2 separate regions of the Homo sapiens genome follow, and region 1 is linked to region 2. A link is an interaction called in ENCODE POLR2A ChIA-PET data of the cell type or tissue named here. Cell type or tissue: GM12878. All regions are shown on one strand.

Region 1 (8,000 bases), 370 kb before region 2:
GCCTCTTGTAATTTCTCACCTGGATGACTATAAAAAATCTCCCAGGCAGTCTTCCCCTGCCTCCAGGAATACCCATGTCAATCTACTATCCTCAGAGATATTAGAATATGAAGATAAGAGCATGACAGTCTCCGCTTAAAATCTTCCAATGGCTCCCATAGCTTTCAGAATACAGTCCAGAATTCACTGGGTAATCATAAGAAAATGCCTTGTCTTTTTCTGCTCCTGTGCAGGAACTCTCACAATGAACAATGAACTCTTAACAGAACCCTGAAAATGCCATATTTTCTCCATATTTTTCTTTGCACATATTGCTTCCTCCAATTGAAACAAACTTTGCCTTCCCGCCACATCTCCCCTAATTAAGAAACAGCTCTATTTTCCTTTTAGGAAACTTTTCTGTTATTCCCCCCCTCTTTCCTAAGAAACCCTCCTATGTGATCATGCAGCAATGTATACATACATTTTTCAAAACACTTTTCTTAAGATATGCTGTTTATTTGTCTATCTCCTCACCTAGGTTGTGAGTTCCTCAACAGGAGGGACCAATCTCAGTGTCTTTGTATTCCCAGTGCCTGACACACAGCAGTCATTCAGTACATGTTTGCTGAAAAAATGAATGATGTTGGAATTCAAAAAATGCATATTTTATGATTGTGCTATGTGATAATCAGGCATAAATAGCAAGTAGTTAATGTAGAGATTACTTTTATATCCCCAAACCTAGTATTTCTGAAATCCTGAGACTGGGGTGGGCGATGCTAAGAAGACGCCCAGACTTACACAAAGTGCCTTTTCAGACACTGCTCTGAAGACCTCTGGATCCATAAATTCTAAGATTTAGGTCTTTCCACTTCTCTGAGAGGAAGAACTCGTTGCTGTATTAGGGTCACTAATAACTATTAGGGTAACCTGGAAACTATCAATCTTTACCTCAGTGCACAATAGCCTTTCCCTCTACCACCCGTTCCCTCCTGAATCAAAACACTTCCATCGTATCAATGTGTTTGATTCACAGAATCCCAGCACTATGGAAAAAAAACACATTGGTTTCGGTTATAAAGTGGTAGCTGATTTTGCTTCTGGATTGAAAACTAAGAAAGGCAACCCAGACTTTGCCACCTTCCCACTCTTTAATGTCTACTCTGCTCCCATATCCCCTGGTACCCTCCTAGGCTGGTGCCAAAGTTTGTTCCCATGCCCACTTTCTTCTCTTCCCCCTCCCACCTTTATACACATCATATCCAGGTTTCATCTCCCCCATATTCTGCCTAATAAAAGCCCATTATATCATTCATTTCCCACTCATTTCTTCATTCCAACCAAGATATATTGTGCATTTAATGTGCATCAGGAACTGTGCTAGGTGCTGGGGCAGTTAAAAAGAAAAACAAACCCTGGTCCCTGCCCTTGAGGAGATCACAGTCTAGCAGGAGAGATGAACACAAACAATAATTACAAACATTGTGATAAGGGCTATGGTAGATTTAATAGCCACGTCCAGGAAAGGTGGAAGGCTTGACGTTGAAGGGGACCTCTGAGTGGGATCTTGAACCCTGAATTGGTGTTCACCAAGCTACCAAGAGGAGAAAAGGTATTCCAAGCCTGGGAAGTGAATTGGTGTAGCTAGGAGAGAAGTCAAGGCCAACCTTGTCAAACTTCTTATCCCAGTAAAGTGGGAGTCTGTGAAGCCGACTGCCCTGAGCTGGGGCCTTCTCCTTAGTGCTGCTGAATTTAGTCTAGATCATGGTACCTCCTCCTGTAAGTTCCAAGATTCTTCACCCTCCACAGACTATTAATACCTACTTGGAAGTATCACTCTCTCCAGCCCACAGATGAATCCTGAATGTTCTTCCTTCCTCTCATTCCCATCCCATATTTTTTGGGTAAAAGTTGTACCCATCTTTTTTTGGGAAAAGCTGTAGTTAAAAATTTTCTATTTTCCCCTACTTTTAAAACTGATCTGTCCCTCCCAACCCTATCCCCACTGGAAAGAGAACATCTCCCTAAAATTCTAGATCTCAAGGGATAACTTTAGTTATAACATTTTGCACAATTTTCCAATTTTTTTGTAAATACATAAATTTATTAATTTTTAAAATAAAAATGGGCCCAGGCTAGGTGGCTCATACCTGCAACCCCAGCACTTTGGGAGGCTGAGGCAGGTGGATCACTTGAGTTCAAGAGTTCGAGCCCAGCGAACGACTTCAAGGTTCGCCAGTCAACATGGCGAAACCTTGTCTCTACTAAAAATACAAAAATTAGCTGGGCGTGGTAGCAGGCGCCTGTAAACCCAGCTACTTGGGAGGCTGCGGCAGGAGAATCACTTGAACCTGGGAGGTGGCAGCTGCAGTGAGCCAAGCGACCACGCCACTGCACTCTAGCCTTGGTGACAGAGCGAGACTGTCTCAAAAAAACCCCAAAACAAAAAACAAAAACAGAAAAAAAAAATGGGATCCTAATACTATTAGTTTGTAACATTTTTCCCCTTACCAAAATGAGCTGTAGATCTGTTAATGTCAATATATATAGATTTACATCCTTCTTGTAAATGTTGAATATAATTCCAATGATGAGATATACATTAACTTACCTAACTTCTCTTCTGTTTGTAGACATTCGGTAATGTTTCTAAGTTTTTAGTATTATAAACAACACTCTAGTAAACAAATATTCATATATATGTATATAAGCAATTGTGAAAGATATCTGTAGGATAAATTCTTGGAGGTGGAAATGCTAGGCCACAGGTAAGAAAAGTTTTGGTTTTGATACTGCCAAATTCCTCTTCCAAGTTACTGTACTGACTTACACCCAAATCCACATATATGGGCCCATCTCTCCACATCTTTCCAACACTAGAACATCTCAATTCTTTTTCACCATTGCCAGCTGGATTTAAAAAAACACATACATTGTTTCAATTTCAATTTGTATTTCTTTTTAAGTTTTAATTTAATTTTTTTTTTTTTTTTTTTTAGAGACAGGGTCTTGCTCTGTCACCCAGGCTGGAGTGCAGTGGCACAATCATAGCTCACTGCAGCCTCAACCTCCTAGGCTCAAGTGATCCTCCTGCCTCAGCCTCCCAAACAGCTAAGACTACAAGCGTGCACCAGCATGTCAGGCTAATTTTTATTTTTATTTTTTGTAGAGACAGGGTCTCACTATGCTGCCCAGGCTGGTCTTGAACTCTTGGCCTCAAGCATTTCTTTGCATTTACTAGCCAAATTTTTTTTACTCTTTTTTTTGAGACGGAGTCTCGCTCTGTCGCCCAGGCTGGAGTGCAATGGCGCGATCTCGGCTCACCGCAAGCTCCGCCTCCCAGGTTCATGCCATTCTCCTGCCTCAGCCTCCTGAGTAGCTGGGACCACAGGCGCACGCCACCGTGCCCGGCTAATTTTTTATTATTATTATTATTTTTAGTAGAGACGATGTTTCACCATGTTAGCCAGGATGGTCTAGATCTCCTGACCTCATGATCCACCCGCCTTGGCCTCCCAAAGTGCTGGGACTACAGGCGTGAGCCACGGCACCCAGCCATTCTTTTTACTTTTTAAAGTTACTTTTCTTTTATTGACTTGTTGCAAATATCTGCCTCATTTTATCCCTTATTTTTTAACCTTATGCTTTCTTTTGCTTTAATTTTTATGTAGTCAAAGCTATGACTCTTTTCCTTTACGGTCTCTTTATTTGCTTACTTAGAAAGGCCTCCTCTACCCCTAAAATTATAATAATAGTTTCCTTCATTTCTGTCTAACACTTCAATGGTCTTTTATCTTCAGATCTTTAATCTCCCTGGAATTTACTTTTGAGTTTGATATGAGGTAAGGATTTATTTTTTTCCCAATTGGATAACCAGTCATCCTTAGGTATTTATTGACTAATACATCTTTTCACATTTGATCAGAAATACTTCTTTGATCATATATTAAATTCCCACATATATACACATGCTTGCTTGTCTCTGGAATCTATTTTCTTGGTAATCTTATTGTCAGGGAAATCCGCCATGTCATATCTCTACCATATTTTGTCACTTTGCCCAATATATAACCCCCTTTGCTCACTTCTGGTCCTGCACTTCTATTTTTATACATGTTGCTTCCTCTTCTCCACCAGACCACCTGTGTACTACATATCATTCACCTTGTAAACCCTCTGAGATCTTGTTGTGTAGTTACTTAATTACTCAGCCTCTTCTACTTCCTCCCTAACTGAAGCCTGGCTCTCCCCAGGAATACCACACACCACTTCCCCTACAACATGCTCTGAGAGGCAGCCACTTCCCACATCATAGGGTTGAGATATGGGGCTGCTTCTGGGTCATCCATTCCACCACCACCAAGTAATAAAACACCTTTCTTCTGTGGTTCATGTCATCCAGCTGTTAAATCTTCAGCTCTCCTTGTTACAACACTCTGTAGCTTCCTGATCACTTCTTTATTCACTTAATTTTTTTTTTTTTTTGAGATGGAGTCCTCCTCTGTTGCCCAGGCTGGGGTGCAGTGGCGCGATCTCAGCTCACTGCAATCTCCGCCTCCCAGGCTCAAGTGATCCTCCTACCTCAGCCTCCTAAGTAGCTGGGATTACAGGTGTGCACCACCACACCTGGCTAATTTTTCTATTTTTACAAATTAGACGGGGTTTCACCACATTAGCCAAGCTGGTCTCGAACTCCTGACCTCAAGTGATCCCACAGCCTCAGCCTCCCAAAGTGCTGGGATTACAGGTGTGAGCCACCATGCCCAACCTTATTTACTTAATACTTTGGATCCTGTTGCCCAGTATTCCTCTCCACCTCAAGGCTGGCTATTATCCTAGATGATTTTCACACCCAAGAGGAAGAACTAACCCATGTTCTGGCTTAGCAGTCATCCAACAACATCCTCCTCCTCCTCCTCAACCACCCTCCTGTGGTTGCCTTTTGGACCTTCTTCTCCTCGGAAGTGTTCAAACTCATTCTCCCAAGCTCTAGTACTACATAGCTAACTGTTTGCTTGATACCTCATAGTCAACACGTCAAAATCAAATTTACTTTTCATGATTCTCACTCTACCTCTCAACCTCTTAATTTCACTGTTTTTTTTTTGTTTTGTTTTTTGAGATGGAGTTTCACTCCTGTTGCCCAGGCTGGAGTGCAGTGGCGCACTCTCGGCTCACTGCAACCTCCACCTCCTGGATTCAAGCGATTCTGCTGCCTCAGCCTCCAGAGTAGCTGGGATTACAGGAATGCACCACTATGCCCAGCTAATTTTGTATTTTCAGTAGAGATGGGGTTTCTCCATGTTGGTCAGACTGGTCTCGAACTCTCGACCTCAGGTAATCCACCTGCCTCAGCCTCCCAAAGTGCTGGGATTACAGGTGTGAGCCACCACGACCACCAATTTAGCTCTTTTTACTCCTTCCCTTCCTCTCCTACTATTTTCCCTATCTTTGTTAATGGCAGCACGAGTGAATGAGAGCCAACATTCAAACTGCTAAGTCAGAAATCTGGGAGTCATCCTCAGCACCCTTTCCCTCCAACCTAACTCCCACTTCCAAGCAGCCACCTCCTAAATCTCTCTTCAGTCTTTCTAGTTTTCTCTGTCCTTACAGCCATCAACCCAACTTCAGCCACTACTCTCTCTTATCTAGACCACTGTTGGCAGCCTTTTAACTGGGTTTCCTGCCTCTAATCCCACTCTACAGCAAGCCCCAATGTAGCTAGAGTTTAGTCACATCACTTATCCTGTTGACTGGACTTTACTGGCCTTCTTTGACCTTAGGATAAAGCTCCATTCCTTACCAGGGCTTATTAGGCCATTTCATGACCTTTCCATCTATCACCTCTTTAGCTTCAGAACTTGCTGATCCACCCTAGAGTTGTGTACTTCAGCTAGACACCTTGAGTTCCTTGAATATGGCATGAAGGCTTCTCGCCTGTAGGCCTTTTCCACGCGCAGTTCTTTCTATGCGGAATACTATCTTCACCCCCACTAACTTCTACTTTTAGATCTCCTTCAACAGCTCTCTAGGAAAGCCTTTTCAATGTGCACTTTCTCCTTTTCCCCCCATACACTTAGGTCAGGTGTTCCTCTTCTGCACTCCCAAAGTACCTTGTGCTTCAGTTATCATAGAAAAATATCACACTCTGTCTGTATCCCCACTTCCAGAAACTGTAAATTCTTTAAGGACGGGGAAGTTCAATTTAATATTCCTTGGACCTAGTACTATTGACAATTAAAGTTACTTAATAAATACTACCTGTACTAAGAATAGATGGGAGGAAGGAAGAAATGCTACTGGAATCTGGTAACAATGGGCCAGGGATCAAAATATTCATAACCTGAGTGCTTATGAGTAACTAGATGTTAGAAGTTACTACCTATTTGAAGTAATTAACACTAAGATGTGATTAGAGCTTAATCCTGCCAGAGGCCAGTAGTTTTCCAAATTGCTAACTGGACTGACAAAGACGTGTATGAGTATATTACAAGACTGTACAGTGACAAAAGCAAAATTTATGCATGACTGGAATTTCTGCTCCATCCCTACAAGCTGTGTAACCCTGGGCATGTTACTTAGCCTCTATGTCTCCATTCTCAAAGATTGGGATAACACTGACCTCACAGAGCTGTTTATGAAGATTAAAGGGCAATAACATACATCAAGTGCCAGACAATAAATGCTAGTTTCCTTCCGTGTTCTACTTCCCTTTTCCCAATAAGACAGTTTTGCCCCAGCAAACCTCGACTCTCTCATTTGGCCAGAGGAGTCCTGGGGCAGGGTCTCCTATGGCAAAGCCACACTCTAGGAGCAGCTTCCCTGAAGGGTTTTTCATGAGCCTCTTATAGGAGACTGAAGGCTTCACTACTGTGAGATGCCATTCTGTATATGAACAGGCTGACACTTCAAAATACAAGAGGGACATGGCCTTAGAACTCTGAATCTCCCCCAACCTAGGACTGCAGCTCCAGGCAAAACAACAAAGCCACTAATGTGGAATCCTAGTTACAACAAGGACAAGGTTGAACAAACAGTAAGTAGTTAAACTTTTCATGCATAACAGTGTACCTAGTAAGGCATCTCTCTTACCCCCTCAATCCCAAGAGCTTTACAAAAGAAGGGGAAGGCTGCTTAATGACAGCTGACAAACACCCATACGTCCTGTATTTTTGAGTATACGCTTCCACAGAAAGGAGCTCTACACCACACCCAAGCCTAACCAGCCTCAAGATGTGGACACAACAATAGCATACAGCAGTTGGCTGGGGATCAGGGCTGAGTGTGTGGCCAGGAAGCTTAAGCAAATGCCACAGCTTGAAACAGGAACAAAGGACAAGAAGAGAGAAGACTCAAGTTCCTGACCCAATAATGGGTTTTATTCATTACAGCCAGGAATACAGAAGAAAATATAATCCATTTCTGTATTACAATGGACTGTAAACATGTAAACCTTGAGACAGCTCACACCACAGAAAACTCTTCACACATACACCTCTCTGACCCCTACAGACCCAACCTCCTTTCTTCAGCTGACTTTGTTGTCAGTGGCTCCAAAAAGGTCATGGAACCTCTTGAGGATGATGCAAATTGACTCTATTTTATCACTTATTTTCAGGACCAGTAGAAGAAATTTAGGAAACTGCAGAAACATAAGAGTGATCCCTTTCTTTTGTTTTTGTTTCTAGGTTTTTGTTTGTTTGTTTGTTTGTTTGAGACAAGGTCTGGCTCTGTTGTCCAGGCTGGAGTGCAATGACACGATCTCAGCTAACTGCAACCTCCACCTCCTGAGCTCAAGCCATCCTCCCACCTCAGCCTCTGGAGTAGCTGGGACTATAGGCATGAGACACCATGCCCAGCTTTATTTCTTAAAAGAAGTACTGGTAAGGCTGTAAAACTCCTTTCCCTCTATATAACAACAGGAAAGGGATTGAGGCTTATGCCTTGAACAGGCTAAGAAACAGACAACATGCCCTAGCATGAGACGGTTAAAAACAAACAACAACAAAACGACAAGG
Region 2 (8,000 bases):
AAAAGGAAATTCAGGCTTACTGAGTTGTTATTGCTAATTCAACTCATCAAAGTTGAGGTCTGTGTCTGTCTGTAGCTTCCTTCTATTTCACTTTTTTTTTTTTTTTTTTTTTGAGACGGAATCTCGCTCTGTTGCCCAGGCTGGAGTGCAATGGCGCAATCTCAGTTCACTGCAACCTCCGCCTCCTGGGTTCAAGCAATTCTCCTGCCTCAGCCTTCCAAGTAGCTGGGACTACAGGCGCGTGCCACCACGCCCAGCTAATTTTTGTATTTTTAGTAGAGACGGGGTTTCACCATGTTGGCCAGGATGGTCTTGATCTCTTGACCTCGTGATCCACGTGCCCAGCCCTATTTCACTTGTTGTAGGAAATGCACTGTTTGGCCCGGTAATGCACCAGGCTTGAATTGTTGGGTTTTGAGATCCTATGTGAACCACCATGCCATCCAGTAAAGGCAATCTGTAATCTCTACTGTTTGATAAGTACTTCCTGCCTCAACTGCTAGTACGACCAGACACTATTTCAGCTAAAACCCCAGCTCGAAGACCAAAGAAGTGGGTTGGCTTGTCTCTGACAGTCACGCTTTTGATTCTTTTACTTCCTTTGTGGACACAAGATGGTGGAGATGGCTCAGAAGTTGGGAGCTGCTCTCCAGGTTGGGGAGGCACTGGTCTGGACCAAACCAGTTAAAGATCCCAAATCAAAGCACCAGACCACTTCAACCAGCAAACCTGCCAGTTTCCAGCAGCCTCTGGGCTCTAATCAAGCTCTAGGACAGGCAATGTCTTCAGCAGCTGCATACAGGACGCTCCCCTCAGGTAGGACCATACAGAGCTCCATGAAGACCTGGCAGGTACAAGCCACATGTGTCTGTCAGCAGAGATTATAGCTTTCAGTGAGGTTCTCTTCAGACTCATATGTCCAACGTAGTATTGGCCACAAGGGGAGAAAAAAAACACAGGGTGGCTAAATTGGCACTTGTTTCCTTAAGGCGAGCTATGTAGTAGGTAACAGCTACTCACAGACTTAGTTGGATGGTCTATACACTGGTCTTTCCAATTTTAGCAATATGTTATTAAGTATATCCTGTTATGCAATGTTTAATTTTTACTGCTTTATCAGAAGTTGACACGTAAATATTTTTCAGTGACTCATTGAAGGCAAACTTGACTGTTGCTTTATTTCTCAGTTATAGTCTTCCCTTATAGTTAATGGGTCAGTCCCACTGGTTCCAGAAAATATGGGGTTTCCTCTTGAACTCTAACAGCAAAAAAGAATGATTTCTTCTGAAATTGTGGAACATGAGGATTCAAGTTTTTATTTTGTTACTAGGTGCTGGAGGAACATCCCAGTTCACAAAGCCCCCATCTCTTCCTCTGGAGCCAGAGCCTGCGGTGGAATCAAGTCCAACTGAAACATCAGAACAAATAAGAGAGAAATAAGAATAGAATGAATGACCCCAAAATAGGGTTTTCTTGGGCGAGGATGTGCTGGATTAGGAAAGGTGACATGACACAGGCAGAGCAGAGTGGCACCCACCACAGAATACAGTGTGTGTTATTACGAGGAGCCAGCAGTTGAGCCTAAGGTCCTTCTACCTACCTGGTATTGGCATTTGAGGTCGGAAACCCTCTACTGCCCCATAAGCCAGGAAAAGTGAAAAGAGAACACAGTTCCTTTAAGAACTGGCAGCAAGGCTTGAGGCCTTATGTATGTAGCTGAGTCAGCAAGGTACATGATGCTGTCTGCTTTCAAAAGGACTTTTCTCTCCTAGCTGACTGACTCCTTCCTTAGTTCAAGGAACAGCTGAGACAGACCTCTGCTGAGTAGCTCTGTGATGACAAAGCCTTGGTTTAACTGAGGTGATCCTCAGGTTGTGAGGTTTATTAGTCCCCAAGGCAAACACAAATATTAGATTAATAATCCAACTTTAATAGTATACATTTAAAAGAAAAAAAACAAAAGCCCTGGAAGTTGAGGCCAAGCCTGCTGAGTATTGCAGCTGCATTTGCCCAAAGGGAATCCAGAACAAGTCCCTCCCTGTATTTTGTTCTTGAGAGGGGTCAGTCTAGAAGCTAGATCCTATCAGGATGAGGAGCAGCAGCCCAGGGCTTGTCTGGATCAGCACCAACGATTTTAAAGAAAAAAGGAAGAGTTTCTTAGATGAGTAATTGTTATTGAAGATAGTCAGTGATAACCACTGACCAGATGCTATCAATACACTATGTGTCCTTTTTAGAATAAAGATTACATATCATCATTCCTTTGGGGAAAATTGTTATTCAGGTATAAAAACAAGAGATCATAATAAAAACCTAAAAGAACCTATGATCACGGTCTTCCCTTACCTGTGTCTAAGCCTATTTTGAAATTGGAGGAGGAACCTCAAGGCCAAGTTCCTGCTTGGTACAGGCATGGCCTCTGCAGCAACCCTGATGCATGATAAGCCAGCAATTTGCTTACTGAGGGCCAGTCCCCATTTTGCACTGAAAGTGCCCTTTAATCACCATAATTTAAAGATAGATAGATTAGATAGATGATAGATAGAAAACTGACCTACTACCAAACCGGTTGGAGTTCCTTATTTTATTACAGGGTCTGTTTTGACATTGAAGAAGCAGCTAACTGAGCAGGACCCCCTTCATTTCTTGTATCTCAAAAAGTATCAGAAGTGATGCCTTTGTCATTCAGCTGGTGGTATGTGGCAAACGTGGATTTGTACCCTGAACAATTGAGAACACTTCTACTTCAGCATGGAGTCTAGTATATTAGAATGAAATGGTCTAGTTACTTTCTGAAACTGGAAAAGTCTTAGTGAAAAAAGAGGAAGAGAGATTTAGGAGCTAATATCAACAGGAATTGGGGATTGATTGGATGTGGCAGGTTAATAATTGGGTACCCATTTCAGGGCTTAGATAACCAGGGAGAGTAAAGGAATATTGGACTAGGGTTGAGGGTTGGTTGTGGAATCTAGTTTTAGATGTTTAAGATATCTAATGATGATATCCATCAGATACCTGAATAGCTAGATTTCAGGAATGAAACCTGGTTTGAAGATAAAGATTCAGGAGTAGGCCAGATACGGTGGCTCACACGTGTAATCCCAGCACTTTGGGAGGCCAAAGCCAGAGGATCACTTGAACCCAGGAGTTGGAGACTGGCCTGGGCAAGATGGCTCAGACCTCATGTCTACAAAAAATTAAAAAGCCAGGCGCAGTTGTGCGCACCTATAGTTTCAGCTATTTGGGAGACTGAGGCAAGAGGATCACTTGAGCCTAGGAATTTGAGGTGGCAGTAAGCTATGATCATGCCACTGCACTCCAGCCTGGGAAACAAAGCAAGACCCCATCTCAAAAAAAAATTTTTTAAGATTCAGGAGTAATTTAGATTTGAGGAATCATCAAAACCATAGTTTTGAAAGGAGTCATCCACGGAAAGCTAGGAATAAGACGACAGGCAACCAAATGAAAGAAAATAAGTATTTAGAGGGAGAAGCAGAAGAGCCCACAAAAAAGCATATGATACAAGAAAAAACCCAGGAGAGTGGTATTATGGGAAGCCAACGAAGAAAGGTTTGGGAAGAGAATGGTCAGCCTCATTGAACACTTCCAACAGAGAGGTACTGTTATCCCCATTTTATAGAAGAGAAAGCTTAGGTTAGGAGAGACAAAACAAATTTTCAAAGGTAAGTGGCAGGACCAGGATTTTAATCCAGGTCTGGATGCAGAGCTCTTGCTCTTAACCATCAATCATCAAGCAGTGATGTATCTTTGATGAAGCAGTGGTGGCAACAGAAACTTAAGGACTTGAAGACTGAATGAGTAGATATTGGACTACTTTTATTTCAGAAAGCTTTGATGTAGAGGGAAGAGGTTTTCAGAGGACAGAACTGTATTCATTACTCTGATATGAGAAACTTCTAATATTTGGGGAGAGAAGGGTAAAAAGGTAGTCTTTTTTAAGTATAGCATGGTGGAAACAGAGAATGCAAGAGTAGAGTTTTTGAGTTTTTCCACATTTGGGGGCAAGATGGTGCTTTGCTTCCAGGGATAGCAGTAAAGAAGCAATGCTTTCCACATTAATTTGACTTAGATTTTCTTTTAAAAATAAACTCTACTAGGGTGTGCAGGGTCAGTCTTTTGGGCATGTGAATTTGCAATTTTTCTTTTACTCTGGTGAGATAGGAGCTATTCTAACTTCTAGTATGGGGGTTGGTTGCTCATGTCATCAGAATTTGTAACAGAATTAGGAAAATGAAACCAAGAACATAATCACAGCTACGGATGTGGTTTTAGAAAACTGAAAGAGAGAGGCAGGAAAGTAGAAGTATGAACTAGCAATGAGAAAAAAGTATCCTTCTTGCTGAATAATATTGGGCAAAACTGTGCATTCCAAAGACAGTAAACCACTTTGGAGTGTGTCACTACAATGATTTTTGTTTTCAAGGAAAACTCATTATTGTCTGATAATGGCTTAGTAGTTCATGTCGGACCAATCCTTCCATAAATAACAAATGTAAACAAGTGGTAAATATAAAATACTCTCTCGGTTTAACTTTAAAAAAATACATATGATTGTTCAAAGAAAAAATATCACAGTGTATGTGAGGCTGAACATACATAAATAACATGACAACTATAAAGCATATATGGTTGCAAGGTTTTAATATTTTATGTAGTGGGACACAAAATTAATCCTAAATAGTTTGTGAAAAGCTGAACATGGTCCTAGCCAGAGCAATCAGACAAGAGAAAGAAAGGGCATCCAGATCAGTAAAGAAGAAGTAAAACTGTCGCTGTTTGCTGATGACATGATCGTATACCTAGAAAACCTTAAAGACTCATCCAAAAAGCTCCTAGAACTGGTAAATCAATTCAGCAAAGTTTCAGGATACAAAAGTAAAGTAAAGTACATAAATCAGTAGCCCTGCTATATGCCAACAGCAACCAAGCTGAGAAATCAAGAACCCAACCCCTTTTACAATAGCTGCAAAAAAACAAAAAACAAACAAAAAAACAACTTAGGAATATACTGAACCAAGGAAGTAAAAGACCTCTACAAGGAAAACTACAAAACATCACTGAAAGAAATCATAGATGACGCAAACAAATGGAAATACATCCCATGCTCATGTATGGGTAGAATCGATATTGTGAAAATGACCATACTGCCAAAAGCAATCTAGAGGTTCAGTGCAATTCCCATCAAAATACCAAAATCATTCTTCACAGAATTAGAAAAAACAATCCTAAAATTCATATGAAACCAAAAAAGGGCCCGCATAGCCAAAGCAAGACTAAGTAAAAAGAACAAATCTGCAAAGCCAAAGTGAGACTAAGTAAAAAGAACAAATCTGGAGGCATCACATTATCTGACTTCGAACTATACTACAAGGCCATAGTCACCAGAAGAGTGTGGTACTGGTATAAAATCAGGCATATAGACCAATGGAACAGAATAGAGAACCCATAAATAAAACCAAATACTTACAGTCAACTGATCTTCGGCAAGCAAACAAAAAAGTGGGGAAAGGACACCCTATTCAACAGATGGTGCTGGGTTAATTGGCAAGCCACAAATAGAAGAATGAAACTGGATCCTCATCTCTCATCTTATACAAAAATCAACTCAAGATGGATCAAACACTTAAATCTAAGACCTGAAACCATAAAATTCTAGAAGATAACATTGAAAAAAATCCTTCTCAACATTGGCCTAGGCAAAGACTTCATGACTAAAGAACCCAAAAGCAAACGAAACGAAAACAAAGATAAATAAATGGGACTTAATTAAACTAAAAAGCTTCTGCACAACAAAATAAATAATCAGCAGACTAAACAGACAACCCGCAGAGTAGGAGAAAATTTCTGCAATCTATACACCTGATGAAGGACTAATATCCAGAATCTACAAGGAACTCAGATCAGCAAAAAAAAAAAAAAAAAATCCCATCAAAAAGTGGGCTAAGGACATGAACAGACAATTCTCAAAAGATATACAAATGGCCAAGAAATGTGAAAAAATGCTCAACATTGCTAAAGATCAGGGAAATGCAAATCATAACCACAATGTGATACCACCTTACTGCCACAAGAATGGCCATAGTCAAAAAATCAAAATATAGATGTTGGCATGGATGTGGTGAAAAGGAAACACTTTTACACTGTTGGTGGGAAAGTAAACTAGTATAACCACTATGGAAAACTGTGGAGATTCCTTAACTAAAAGTAGTTCTACCACCTGATTCAGCAATACCACCCCTGGATATCTTACCCAGAGGAAAATAAATCATTATATGAAAAAGATACTTGCACATGCTTGTTTATAGCAGCACAGTTTGCAATTGCAAAAATATGGAACCAGCCCAAGTGCCCATCAACTGATGAGTGAGTAAAGAAATTGTGGCTCATGCCTGCAGTCCCAGCACTTTGGGAGGCCAAGGCAGGCAGATCACTTGAGGCCAGGAGTTTGAGACCACCCTGGCTAACATGGTGAAACCCTATCTCTATTAAAAATACGAAAATTAGCCAGGTGTGGTGGCGCACGCCTGTAGTCCCAGCAAGTCAGGAGGCTGAGGGAGCAGGATTGCTTGAGCCCAGGAGTTTGAGGCTGCAGTGAGCTATGATGGCACCACTGCACTCCAGCCTGAACAACAGAGGGAGACCTTGTCTCTTACACACACACAGCAACTCATAAATCAAGGGAAAAAAAGAAAAAAATACTTTGAACTAAATGATAATGAAAACAAAACGTATAGGATTCAGCCAAAAGCAGTGCTTAGAGGGAAACTTAGAATTGTAAATGCTTCTATCAGAAGAAAGGAGAAAATCAGTGATAACAGGTTTCCACCTTAAGCTAGAAAAAGCAGAGAAAAATAAACCCAAAGTAAGTAGAAGGAACAAACAAACAAGTATTAAAGAAAAATTTGAGAAGCCCCAAATTCTATGGAAAAAAAATTTATGATAAATCCCTACAAAGAGCTGAGTGCGGTGGGTAGCTCATGCCTGTAATCCCAGCACTTAGGGAGGGGGAGTATTGCTTGAGCCCAGGAGTTCAAGACCAGCCTGGGTAACATAGTGAGACCTACGTCTCTCCAAAATAATTTAAAAAATACAGAATAAGTTAGCAGGGCACGGTGTCACATACCTGTGGTCCCAGCTACTTGGGAGGTTGAAGTGGGAGGATTGCTTGAACCCTGGAGATTGAGGCTGCAGTGAGCCATGATTGTGCCACTGCACTCCAGCCTGGGCAATAGAATGAGACCCTCTCTCCTGAAAAAGAAAAAAAAAAAAAAATCCCCAGCTAAACTGATCAAGAAAAAGACAAATTACCAGTATCAGGAATGAAAGCGGGTATAATATTACAGATTCTGCAGACATGAAAAAGGGAATGTTATGAACAGTTTTATGGCAATAAACCTGACAAATGCAACAGACAAAAATCTTTGAAAAATACAACATACTGCCTGGCATAGTGGCACACGCCTGTAGTCCCAGCTACTCAAGAGGCTGAGGCAGGAGAACCGCTTGAACCCAGGAGGCGGAGGTTGCAGTGAGCCAAGATCGTGCCACTGCACTCCAGCCTGGGCGACAGAGCAAGACTTCGTCTCAAAAAAAAAAAAAAAAAACAGAAACAAGATGAAATGTAAAATCTTAAGTCCTACTAAAGAAACAGAATTTGTAAATCAAAAGTAATCCTTGAAAGCAGACTCCTGGCTCAGATGATTATACTGGTAAATTCTGTCAAACATTTATGGGGCAAAATAAATTCAACCTCACAAAAATTTGCAGAAAATAGGAGCGAGAACTTAACTTGTTTGTATCAGGCTAGCAATAACCCTGATGTCAAAACTGGACCAAAGACATTACAAAACAACAAAACTATAGACTATTACCCTGTATGAACATAGGTACAAAAATCCTCAACAGAATATTAGCAAATCAATCCAGCAATATATAAAAAGGTGAATATGTAAATCATGACCAAGTTGGAGTTATCCCAG

The links. ChIA-PET counts read pairs that join two places held together with the same protein. Peaks named below come from ENCODE experiments on the same cell type or tissue, not always from the same donor. Only the 100,000 strongest peaks of a DNase experiment are listed, where the experiment ranks them.
Region 1: POLR2A ChIA-PET joins it to region 2 with 6 read pairs; 2 of 35 experiments call an interaction of 5 or more read pairs at or near these places.

Annotation. Positions count from the first base shown.
Region 1 is chr15:72,361,860-72,369,859 of GRCh38, forward strand. All of the region lies in intron 1 of HEXA (hexosaminidase subunit alpha), which reads right to left. Among named protein-coding and RNA genes, the nearest start is that of HEXA, 10 kb to the right of the region's middle. RefSeq lists an enhancer at 4,326-4,475. In GM12878, no CTCF peak of the experiment used is centred here; a DNase peak (open chromatin) is centred at 4,242; H3K27ac peaks cover 2,423 bases.
Region 2 is chr15:72,736,148-72,744,147 of GRCh38, forward strand. BBS4 (Bardet-Biedl syndrome 4) reads left to right here. Exons shown (of 16, transcript NM_033028.5): 15 at 615-816; 16 at 1,331-2,326. The coding sequence ends at 1,440. Among named protein-coding and RNA genes, the nearest start is that of ADPGK-AS1, 43 kb to the right of the region's middle. In GM12878, no CTCF peak of the experiment used is centred here; a DNase peak (open chromatin) is centred at 4,244; H3K4me3 peaks cover 755 bases; H3K27ac peaks cover 1,828 bases.